Regions from separate parts of the Homo sapiens genome. Here regions 1 and 3 are each linked to region 2. A link is a contact called in ENCODE Hi-C or POLR2A ChIA-PET data. All regions are on one chromosome and are shown on one strand. The core of a region is the stretch at or near the end of the contact, and the rest is flanking DNA. Distances in the headings are between cores, read along the strand shown.

Region 1 (3,325 bases), core at 434-2,933, 370 kb after region 2:
ACTGAGGAATGTCTTCCTCGGTGAAACAGAAGCCCAGCTCTGTCACTTACTAGCTGGGTGACCTGGGGAAAATTACATGACTTTTCTGTGCTTTGGTTTCCCAATGTATTAAACAAGGATAATAGTAATTTCTATTGCGCCTGTTTGGAGGAGTGAGTGAGTTGATATAAAGGATGCGTTTAAAACAGTGCCTTTTACAGCATTAGGGAACTATTGGCATGTTGTTCTTTTATAGTGGTTAAGGGTGCAGGGTACTGAATCAGGCAGACGGTGGAGACATCAATTCACCTCTCTGAGCTTCAGTTTCTTCATTTTCTTAAAATGAGGGTAATGACAGTACCTACCCGTTAGACTGTGGGAGGACCAAATGAGGTGATGCACGCTGGTGGTTTTATGTGAATGATTTAGCGCAGTCCTTGGCATGTAGTGAACCAGAAAAAGGCTTACACCTTTAAAAGAAAGAAAGAAAGAAAGAAAAATCTTGAAAGAACAAAGGAAGGAAGGGAGAGAGAGAGAGACCAAGAGAGGGAGGAGAGGAGGGAGGGAGAAAGAAAGAAGGAGAGAAAGGGAGGGAGGGAGGAAGAAAGAGAGAAAGAGAGAGACAGAGAAAGAGAGAAAATAAAAGATAGAAGGAAAGAGAGAAAGGAAGGGAGGGAGGGAGGGAGGGAGGGAGGAAAGAAGGAAGGAAGAAAGGAAGGAAGGAATGAAGGAAGGAAGGAGAAAGGGAAGGAAGACAGGGAGGGAGGAAGAAAACCCTGGCTGAAAAAATAATGACCAAACTCATTAGAGATCTAAGACAGGCAACCCAGCCTCCAAAATGCAGCTGGCTACAACAGCGCCTCCAGTCTGCAGCCTCCTCCAGAGTGGTCTCCACGCTGGGTTATCCTCATGCCCTCTTACTGTTCCTGGTCTGGGGTCTTGCACATCATAGCCACTGAAGTAAACAAGTGTCAGATGAACAGCATGTTTAAACATGTCTACTCAGCCCCCAGGAAAACAGGGGAGGAAAAAGAATCCTTTTAGAATGTTACTCTACTTGTTCAACACACAGGGTTCTACCATCCAAGAGGTGGCTGTGTGAGGGTGGCAGAGATGGCATGAACCAGCCACCGGGCTGTTGAGGGTAGTAGTGAGTGCCCAGGCTTTGGCTTTTGAGAGACTGTGGTTCATGTCTTGATTCTGCCCATTTCTGGCTGCAGGATTTGGGCAAGTTTCTTAATCTTTCTAAGCCTCAGTTTCCCTCATCATAAAATGGAAATTGTAAAACTTACCTCATTAAGGAGTTGTGAGAATTAAACGAATTATTTGTAAGATACAGACAGTGCCTGGTAGAGGTAAGTGCTTCATATATTTGGGCTGTTGTTGTCAACCCTGGATTTCCCAAAAACCTGAAGACAGCAGGGCATTCTGTACATTAAGTTTTAGGGAAAATCTTGTACCTTCTTAGTTTTTCTGGTTGTGGGGCAGGAGAAAAGGGGTGTGGTCATGACCTGAGCCCCTGGAGTGCTTCTGCCCAGCATCAATGACATGTGCCCACCCTGCTTTGGGGTCATTTTGCTCCTTTGGCTGCAACTGTCATTCCCCTCACCATCAACACCCCCTCCTTCTGCAGAGACGGTGAACACGCTGGCATTGTTCCTTCCAGCCAATGGCTTCTCTCTGGCCTGTGATTGGTACCCCCCAGATTCCAGTGCAATCCAGGCATCCCAGCTATGTCAGCGTGACTCAAATTGTGTGTGCCTGACATCCACATGGCCCCGTAGAAGGCTGGCTCCAGCAAGAGGGCATTTGGAACGCTGCTGAATGCTTGATGGCTGCCAAGTTATCTTTTTGGGGTTAGGCCATTAAAGTTGCATCTGATGTTTTATGGAACAAACCAAGATAAACTGCATGTTGAAATCCATGAGACATGAAGAAGATTTTTACAGATGAAGACACAACGGCAGCTAAAGTTAGGTGGGTTTTTTCCCCCTCAAAACTTTGTAGTTTTTCTTCCACACGGCTATTTCAAAGCAGAAGCAATCCTCAAAAGTGAAGCATAGACGCTGCCATAGTAACAGGTTCAGCGAGACCTGGAGCTGCTGGGGCACCTGGAAAGAACATGGATCTGTCTCTCCGCTCTCATCATCCCAACCAGAGTCGTCTGCTCCATTCCTAAATTCTCTACTCAACTTTCCTCACGTACCCTGACGAAACGTCCTTTTCTGTGCAAACCTAAATTTGTCCTGGTGCTTTTTAATGCATCTCCCAGCCCTCTCTATTCTCATGCTACTTGCAAGCGACCAAGGAGCCAGTCACTCCACCCAATTCCTGGCCCTCTGGGCACACTGTGCACCTTCCGACTTTTGTTCCTGGGCTTTGTCACCTTTGTCCAGAGCACCCTTCCTTTCCACTTCTGCCCACTGTTCATCCAAGCAAATGGTCCAAGAAGAGTCCACTCAAATAACAGGCATACTGCCAGGCAACGATACGATAAGAAAGATTAGCAGACCAAGTATCAGAGCCTTTTAACCCTTGAACCCAGGACTCAAGCACACCTCCTCCAGGCAGCCTTCTCAGTCATCCCCTCGACTGAACCCCTCAGTCTCCCTCTTTTTGCACTCCCTTAACCTTCAATTGACCCCCGTCTCCCTAAGTAAAAGCTGTGTGTGTGTCTGCTTCCCTCCAGACTGTAAGGCTGTTGAAGATGGAGACCTCAAGATGCTCATTCTCTTTCTTGGACCACTTAATTGATAGAATCAGGACTTCAAGCTCTTTCTCCTTCCACTGGCACTTGAATGCATAAAGAAGCAAGTGCGACGATGCTGATGGCACATTATGTATACAAGCAAACAACTGGTGAAGGAGGGCCCCCAAATGCCATTAATTATGGGAAGTCGTAAAATTCTGGCATATCCTTGCTATTGAAAAGCATTCTGCACTTAAAATGAATGAAGTAGATGTATATGTACTGGCATAGCAAGACTCCAAGAGATGATTATTCACTGAAAAAAATCAAGTCACAGAACAATATGTTTGGCATGATCCTATTTAGGTTTTTAAACTGTTAAGTTCCAAAAAGAAAACCATCAGGATCTCTCTGATGTGACTGAGGAAACGATGAGTTATCTGAAAATGTTGGGAAAGTGAGAAATCATAAAAAATGAATCATACATACCATACACATTTTATTTAAAGTTAATGTACATTTATTTACCAATCTCTTGGTAGCAGTCCAAAGCTTTTTGAGTCTGGGTCTGTTGATTAGAGCTGTATACCATTTTACTGAGTATGTAAGCCATACTCAGAATGCATTGTCTAAGACTTCTAATTTCATTTTCTTTAA
Region 2 (3,187 bases), core at 298-2,797:
TTATTTTTAATGTTAAAGCAAATGTGTATATTATGAAGCAGAAGGCAATATTCACTTACATAGGGCTTTTTAAAAATTTTTGAGACAGAGCCTCCCTCTGTCACCCAGGCTGGAGTGCAATGGCGTGATCTCGGCTCACTGCAACCTCCACCTCCTGGGTTTGAAGTAGGTTCTTGTGTGTGGTTAGCTGCTTTAAGCTGGAGTGGGAACAGTGTATGTCCTCTGCCAGTTGTGGAGACAGAGAGATTGAGATACACTGTCAGTGGCTAAAACAGGAGACTCAGGAACTGATCCAAGCTCAGTACCGCTATATTATGTGATATTGTGCATAACATCCCATTTTGGGGCCTCAGTTTCCCAACTAAAAAATGAGATGATTGAACCAGGTGATCTCCAAGGTTGCTGCCATCTCTCAAAGTCCATGATTTGGTGTCATACTGACACAAATCAGATTCTGGGCTCAGATTCATCAGCACCAAGATGCCCAGAGATGTAGGAAGCAAAAGATACAGTCCCTGTCTTTGTGGAATTTTTCATCTACTGAGGGAGACTATGAAGTGAATTTACAAACCATCCAAAGGACACAAGAGGCAAGAAGCAGCTGAGAATCATGAGTGATTAGAAATCTGGTGCAGATCACTCGCTTTGAGTCAACTGTGCAGCTAAACGACAAGGAGACTCTTACCCTGCCAACCCCTGCGCCCTTTGGGCCAGGATAACTTGACACAAAGGCACTTGCTGTTGACCTTGTGCGTGGCCCCAAATCACAGAGTAAGAAACTCTCAGAGCAGGAAAGGGATGTTAGCTATGAACAAATCCAAAACCCTCCATCTACATTCAGGATTTGGGATAATGCTCGCATCACACTTAGAGTATTTTTATTCGATAGAAGGTTCTTAACATTAACTCAAATCTTAAATAATCCTAAAATTGGAAGAGAAATATATCCTTCTCTTCAAAGCCCAATACATTAAATATGGAATGATTTTAAGACAAGTCTTATTATGACATAGGGTTGAACAAGATCTGCCTGGCAGCCACTTATTGAAAAGCATTGCTCTGAAAAAAATTAACTTCTACCCTTCATTGTAGGGTATTTATGCGTTTTCTTATGTCATCATTTCAGATCCTTTCCTGCTCCCGAAGCTACGGCAGAGCATTTCCGTAGGTCTCCAGTCACATGTCTTTGCTTTTCTGAACATACCAGGAGATCTATGAAAGTGAAACTAAAAGGAAATAGAAAGGAAAAACTGCTTCTGATCTCTCTCATCCAACTATTTCATTTTCATTTGTTCTAGGAGAATTTCTTCCAGCTCTAGCCTCCTGGATTTACGCATATTCTGGGGACTAGACTAAAAACCTCTACCTCTGGCAGGCATCTTGGGGAAGTCTTGCCTAGATGACATTTGACCTTTGGGGTTTCTTCCAATCCAGATATTCTAGGGTGCAGAAAGGAGTAGTGGTCCCTCACAGATCGCCCAAAATGGATTTTTTCCACCTAATTGGAAAATATGCTCATTTCTAACACAAGATGGCGCTGGGACACAGGCAAGAACGTTTCTGATTAAAACAAAACCAAATGAAACAAAACAAAACACAAAGCAAAACAATCCATGAGCACAAAAGTTCTAATAAGCCAGAGAATTATTTTGTTTCTGGACAAGACCAGCTTTTGTTGAGCACATTTTAGAACAGCTTTCTGGAGTAGCAATAATCTAATTGAGCTGCTTTACCCTAAATCAACCAAATGGTCAGGACTGAATTAAAGTAGTACAATGTATCCTTAGGAATAAAGTATTTAAAAAGAACTCTAAATCCCTTAACTACGCAGGGTCAAAACCAGAGATAAGTGGTCAGGGGACTTAGTTGAACACTATCATCAAAAGTGATGTCTTAAATTCTTACTCTGATATGGGATGGGGTCTTTACCAGTTGAATAATTCTGATATGAATTCAGTTGCCTTAATAAAATTATCTTTTTTTTTTTTTTTTCTTAGAGACAAGGTCTCACTATGTTACCCAGGCCGGTCTCAAACTCCTGGCCTCCCATAGTGCTGGGATTACAGGTGTAAAGCACCGTGCCCAGCCTCATTTAAAATTAAATGAGCTCTTCTACTTCATAATAGAGCAGATTGTTTTAACTTGTTTGCACTTATTTGAGGATTATTTGATGAAGCAATTGAGGAATAATTCACAATTTGAACTATAACCACCAAACAAGTTCTGTTAAGCTAACACCTAAGTTGAGTTTTAGTGTTGTTTTTTTGTTGTTGTTCTTTTGTTTTGTTTTGTTTTGTTTTTGAGACAGAGTATGGTTGTATCACCAAGGCTGGAGTGCAGTGGCATGGCTCACTGCAGCCTCAACGTCTGTGTTCAAGTGATCCTCCTGCCTTAGCCTCCCGAGTAGCTGGGACTATAGGTGTGCATCACCATGCCCAGCTAATTTTTTATTTTTTGCAGAGATGGGGTATCATTGTGTTACCCAAGCTAGTATCAATCTCCTGGGCTCAAGCGATCCACCTGCCTCATCCTCCCAAAGTGAGAATTTATTGGGAAAGGAACTTATTATCTGTCTTCCTCCTAACCCCCACAATAATCTCCTCCACATGAACAAGTGGTTGGCCAGTCTGTTTAGAATCTTGTAGTAACAGCAAACTGACCACTCAGGAGAAGCAGCCCATTCTATCTCTAGACGGTTCTAAGGTTAGAATAGTCTTCTTTAGATTAAGCCAAAGCATGGCTCTTTATAATTTGTGCTCATATATCTCCATTCTTCCTTTTAGAGGAATGCAGTATAACCTTCTTTTGTAATATGACTGCTCCTCAAATTTGTGATGATTTGGGCCTTCTCAGTCAAAAACAGCATCCGTTTCTGCAGTAATTTTTCATATGACATCTTTTCTAGCTCTATCTTGGATATCTTTCTTTGATTTATCTTAAAGTGTGTTCTGATCTCACAGCCAGTGGGCCTATGTTAGTTGCCTGGATTTAAGTAGTATGCTTCTATGAATGCAGCTGAAATTTGGTTAATTTTCTGCACAGTTATGTCACACCGTTTTCCCTTTAAAGCCCCCGGTCAACTAAAACTCCCAAGCCACTAATGTGGATGTAGCAAAATCTACCCGCCCTTACATAAACAGTTGACGTTTAGAATTAAAATGCAGACGTTACGCCCTGTGATACCATG
Region 3 (3,424 bases), core at 786-3,285, 420 kb after region 2:
CCCGAGAGTGATGGGTGTGCAGAAGACAAGGGCCTAATGAACACTTTTTTGTGTGTTTTGTTTAGAAACAGGGTCTTGCTGTGTCCCCCAGGTTGGAGTGCAGTGGCACAATCCCAGCTTGCTGCAGCCTCACACTCCTGGGCTCAAGCAATCCTCCTGCCTCAGCCTCCCAAGTAGCTGGGATTACAGGCGCCCACCACCACGCCCAGTTAATTTTTTTATTTTTTGTACAGATTTTTTGTATAGCTTTGTTGCACAAGCTATAACAGACATTTTGATGTTACTGTAAAATTAATTTTTTCCAAAGTTCCTTGTCTGGAAGTCATCGAAGGCTGTTTTCCATTTTAATTCTGACCTGAGTTGTAAACAAGATTTAAAACTGGCCGTTGGGGAAGTCCAGATTAAGATATTCCAGGCTGATCTCAAGTAACTTCACTTAATAGGACTTTTAAGCTTACAAGGACCCTAGAAATTCCCCTTTGTTCCCATTCCCCTTGACATCCGCCATTCTTAGCGACAAATGGGGGTAACTTTTTTCTTGGGTTTCTGCCTAGTGAAGTCTGCTGGCCTCCTGGGAGTTTCAAGGGCCTCTGGTTGCCATTCTTAACCATCCTTGGAATTCTCTTTGGCATGACATAATGTCCAACTGGGTTCCTCTCCCTCCCTTTCCCTATCTTTTTGCTCTGTAGGATCAATGCTATATCTGTTTATAGCATGACAACTCCACTCCCTCTCTCAAATGCCACCCAGCAACACTGCTGGGCTTCCCCCATTCTGAACAATGGATGTTTTAAGGGCGGGAAGAGCAGATGAAGCACACAGCCGAGCAGTGAGAAATCTGACTGTCCCATCTACGCTCTTTCAGACCCAGATCATCTTATAACTGGAAAATCTCAAACTTGGAAGTGCCTTTCCTGAAAGTGGCCATTAAAAATGCAATGAAGACCTGGAAATCCCCGATCTTTTGTGCGTGTTCAAGGGAGTGCTTTTGTATCTCTAATGACTTTCTAAGATTTGGAGCTTTTATTTAGTATGCAGAGGTATCCCCAAAATTCACCTTCCCAGTTGGCTTAGCAGTAATACTGTCAAAATACTGACACGAAGCAAGTACTCAAAAGCTGAATATTACACCAGATTACTTCCCTGCTCTCCTGGCAATTACAGCAACAGCAAAAATGCTGTGGACAGAGTAGGGAGATTCAGAGTATCAAGGTAAGCCTAGTACTCACAGCCGATGTGTTATGTGGGGCCTGTACTGAGCCTTTAAGGAAAAGCACAGAAAAAAACAGGACACACAGGCCTATGAAATAGCAGAGAGAAACAACAGCAAATGCAAATGAGTCTGGGGGGAAATCGATGCTAAGGTGTGGGAGGGGGCCCTTGCAGAGGAACAGGTTTCCTCAAGCAAGTGAGTTTTAGGAAAACACTTTTGTTAGGAAGATCATGTGGGTCAGCATAGTTTGGAAACGGAAACAGAGTGTGACCTTTTCCAAAAATAAAAGGGATGGGAAGTAATTTTTTTTTAAATGAAGGGAAAATATTCCACACAATTTAATAGATTTTAAACAATATAAACACAGATGTTAGGCTTGTGAAACAGGATAAGCACAGCCACAAACATTGATTTGGGATTACCACCCACCTAATTTCTCATGAGGCTTAAAGAAAGAAGGCTGGACGCTTCAATATGACTGGTGGCTTTCCTTGTCTTTGGGCTCTGGGGGCCTCCCCGTGCTGGAGGGGCGGATTCCATCCGCTCGGACCACAGGCTCAGTCAAACAGAACTGGGCGGCCTGAGAAAGCAAGACCAGCGCCCCTGCCTCTGTCTCATTGTCCCCCTGAAGCTTTGAGTTTATGCTTCAAGCTTTGAGTTTACTCATTATTATGGTTTCTTTCATGCTGATTCGCTCGGAGGACCCTGGCCCTTCTGCTGCGCTCACCGCCGCCGCTCTGGTAAATGACTGTCCGCATGGTTTCAACATGCAGTTCTTCCTGCGAAGTCCACTAGGTGGTACTAATGCCACGGACAGGATCACTCACAAGGAAACCCAGAGCCAGCCGGGTGTAGGTTGCCTCTGCCCTGCACGGAAGGGAACACCTCCCTCCAGCAGACAGCACTGGAGCAGCACCCCCGCCTCCGCCATCTCCCCAGGGCAGCCTGGGGAAGGAACGTCAGGCCTTTCCCGTCCACACCTGGCGCAGTTCCCTCACCTGCTTCTCTCACTACCGCCACATCGTGACTCCATCTGGGGTGGCTGGTGCTGGTTCATCACCTTCCCTGACTCTTCAGTGACTAATCCAGAGATGGCACACTGGCAGCTTACAGACCAAATCCAGCCTGCAGACATAATTAGCTTGACTCCCACAGTGATTGAAACTGTCTTGGATTTACTTGCCAATACAAGATGAGAGCTTTCACATAAAAGTCAGGATTGTAACGACTCTTGGGAGATTTAAGTCCTGGCAACCACAGGCCCGCGAGGCCGCGAGGGCTGCAGCTGAGTGTGACTGGCCCCTTTCTCTACCCTCTGCCCACCCCACAACCGACTGAACCCGCTGCTCTCTTTTACGGCGCCTGCCAGTCGGCTTAGGGCTTACAGCTCTGCAGCCTAACCTGTGTCTGTTTTACCTCCCTGGCCAGGAAGGAGGGCCCAGTAAGTCCCAAGTGGAGTCATCCTCCTCCAACCCTCTCCACCACAAACAGACCTGGAATACTTCTTTCAGTTTGTGGACCATAACCTCTCCTTCTCAGACGAAGAAAGACCGTACTGCCTCAGTAAGCATTAAGATCTCTTTATGTCTTTATGAGTTTTTAGTTATCAGATTACCCCGGGGCTGGGCCAGATTTTTGAAATTCCTTTGAGATCCCAACATTCAGCCCCACGCCCAGGTCTGCAGGTAGGCCCAAATAAGGTGGGGTGGTAAAGATCTGCTTTTTGTTTTTTGGTTTTCTTTTCTTTTGTTTCTGGAGATAGGGTCTTCCTTTGTCTCTGAGGCTAGAGGGCAGTGGCGTGATCACAACTCACTGCAGCCTCAACTTCCCAGGCTCAAGTGATCCTCCCACCTCAGCCTCCCAAGTAGCTGGGACAACAGGCATGCACCACTACATCTAGATTGTTTTAAAAAATGTGTTATAGAAACAGTGTCTCACTATGTTGCCCTGGCTGCTCTCAAACTTTGGGCCTCAAAAGATCCTTCCCACCTCAGCCTCCCAAAGTGCTGGGTTACAGGTGTGAGCCACTGTGTCCAGACAGCTTTTCCTGCTTTTGTTTGTCTGGAGAGTCATTTTTAGTGCTCCTGGCACCATGGAGATTCCATGAGAAGACAAACCTGTGAGATTTCTATATTTGTTGAAAAAGTGCAAATCTCTGTGGCTATGTTTCGGTCAACCCATTCACTGAAAATCGCTACTCTTCATCATCCC

What was found. A loop is a pair of places that touch in the nucleus more often than their neighbours do. ChIA-PET counts read pairs that join two places held with the same protein, here RNA polymerase II (POLR2A). Pooled maps may share reads with other maps.
Region 1: a pooled map shows a loop between it and region 2 (6-fold over the local background). The contact joins two enhancer-like sites. A Hi-C loop is called at or near these places in 4 of 168 maps with a recorded cell type or tissue (B cell, CD4-positive, alpha-beta memory T cell and CD8-positive, alpha-beta T cell) and 7 of 50 pooled maps. POLR2A ChIA-PET finds 5 or more read pairs at or near these places in 15 of 52 experiments (CD4-positive, alpha-beta T cell, CD4-positive, alpha-beta memory T cell, Caco-2 and 10 more).
Region 3: a pooled map shows a loop between it and region 2 (6-fold over the local background). The contact joins two enhancer-like sites. A Hi-C loop is called at or near these places in 1 of 168 maps with a recorded cell type or tissue (GM13976) and 4 of 50 pooled maps. POLR2A ChIA-PET finds 5 or more read pairs at or near these places in 7 of 52 experiments (A549, CD4-positive, alpha-beta memory T cell, GM12878 and 3 more).

What each region holds. Positions count from the first base shown.
Region 1 is chr12:4,251,096-4,254,420 of GRCh38, forward strand. All of the region lies in intron 1 of CCND2-AS1 (CCND2 antisense RNA 1), which reads right to left. Among named protein-coding and RNA genes, the nearest start is that of CCND2, 21 kb to the right of the region's middle. Within about 2 kb of position 1,684, at least 2 of the 41 ENCODE cell types and tissues checked have a DNase peak (open chromatin) inside an H3K27ac peak, as active enhancers do.
Region 2 is chr12:3,884,156-3,887,342 of GRCh38, forward strand. All of the region lies in intron 1 of PARP11-AS1 (PARP11 antisense RNA 1), which reads left to right. Among named protein-coding and RNA genes, the nearest start is that of PARP11, 12 kb to the left of the region's middle. Within about 2 kb of position 1,548, at least 6 of the 41 ENCODE cell types and tissues checked have a DNase peak (open chromatin) inside an H3K27ac peak, as active enhancers do.
Region 3 is chr12:4,305,981-4,309,404 of GRCh38, forward strand. No RefSeq gene overlaps it. Among named protein-coding and RNA genes, the nearest start is that of TIGAR, 14 kb to the right of the region's middle. Within about 2 kb of position 2,036, at least 9 of the 41 ENCODE cell types and tissues checked have a DNase peak (open chromatin) inside an H3K27ac peak, as active enhancers do.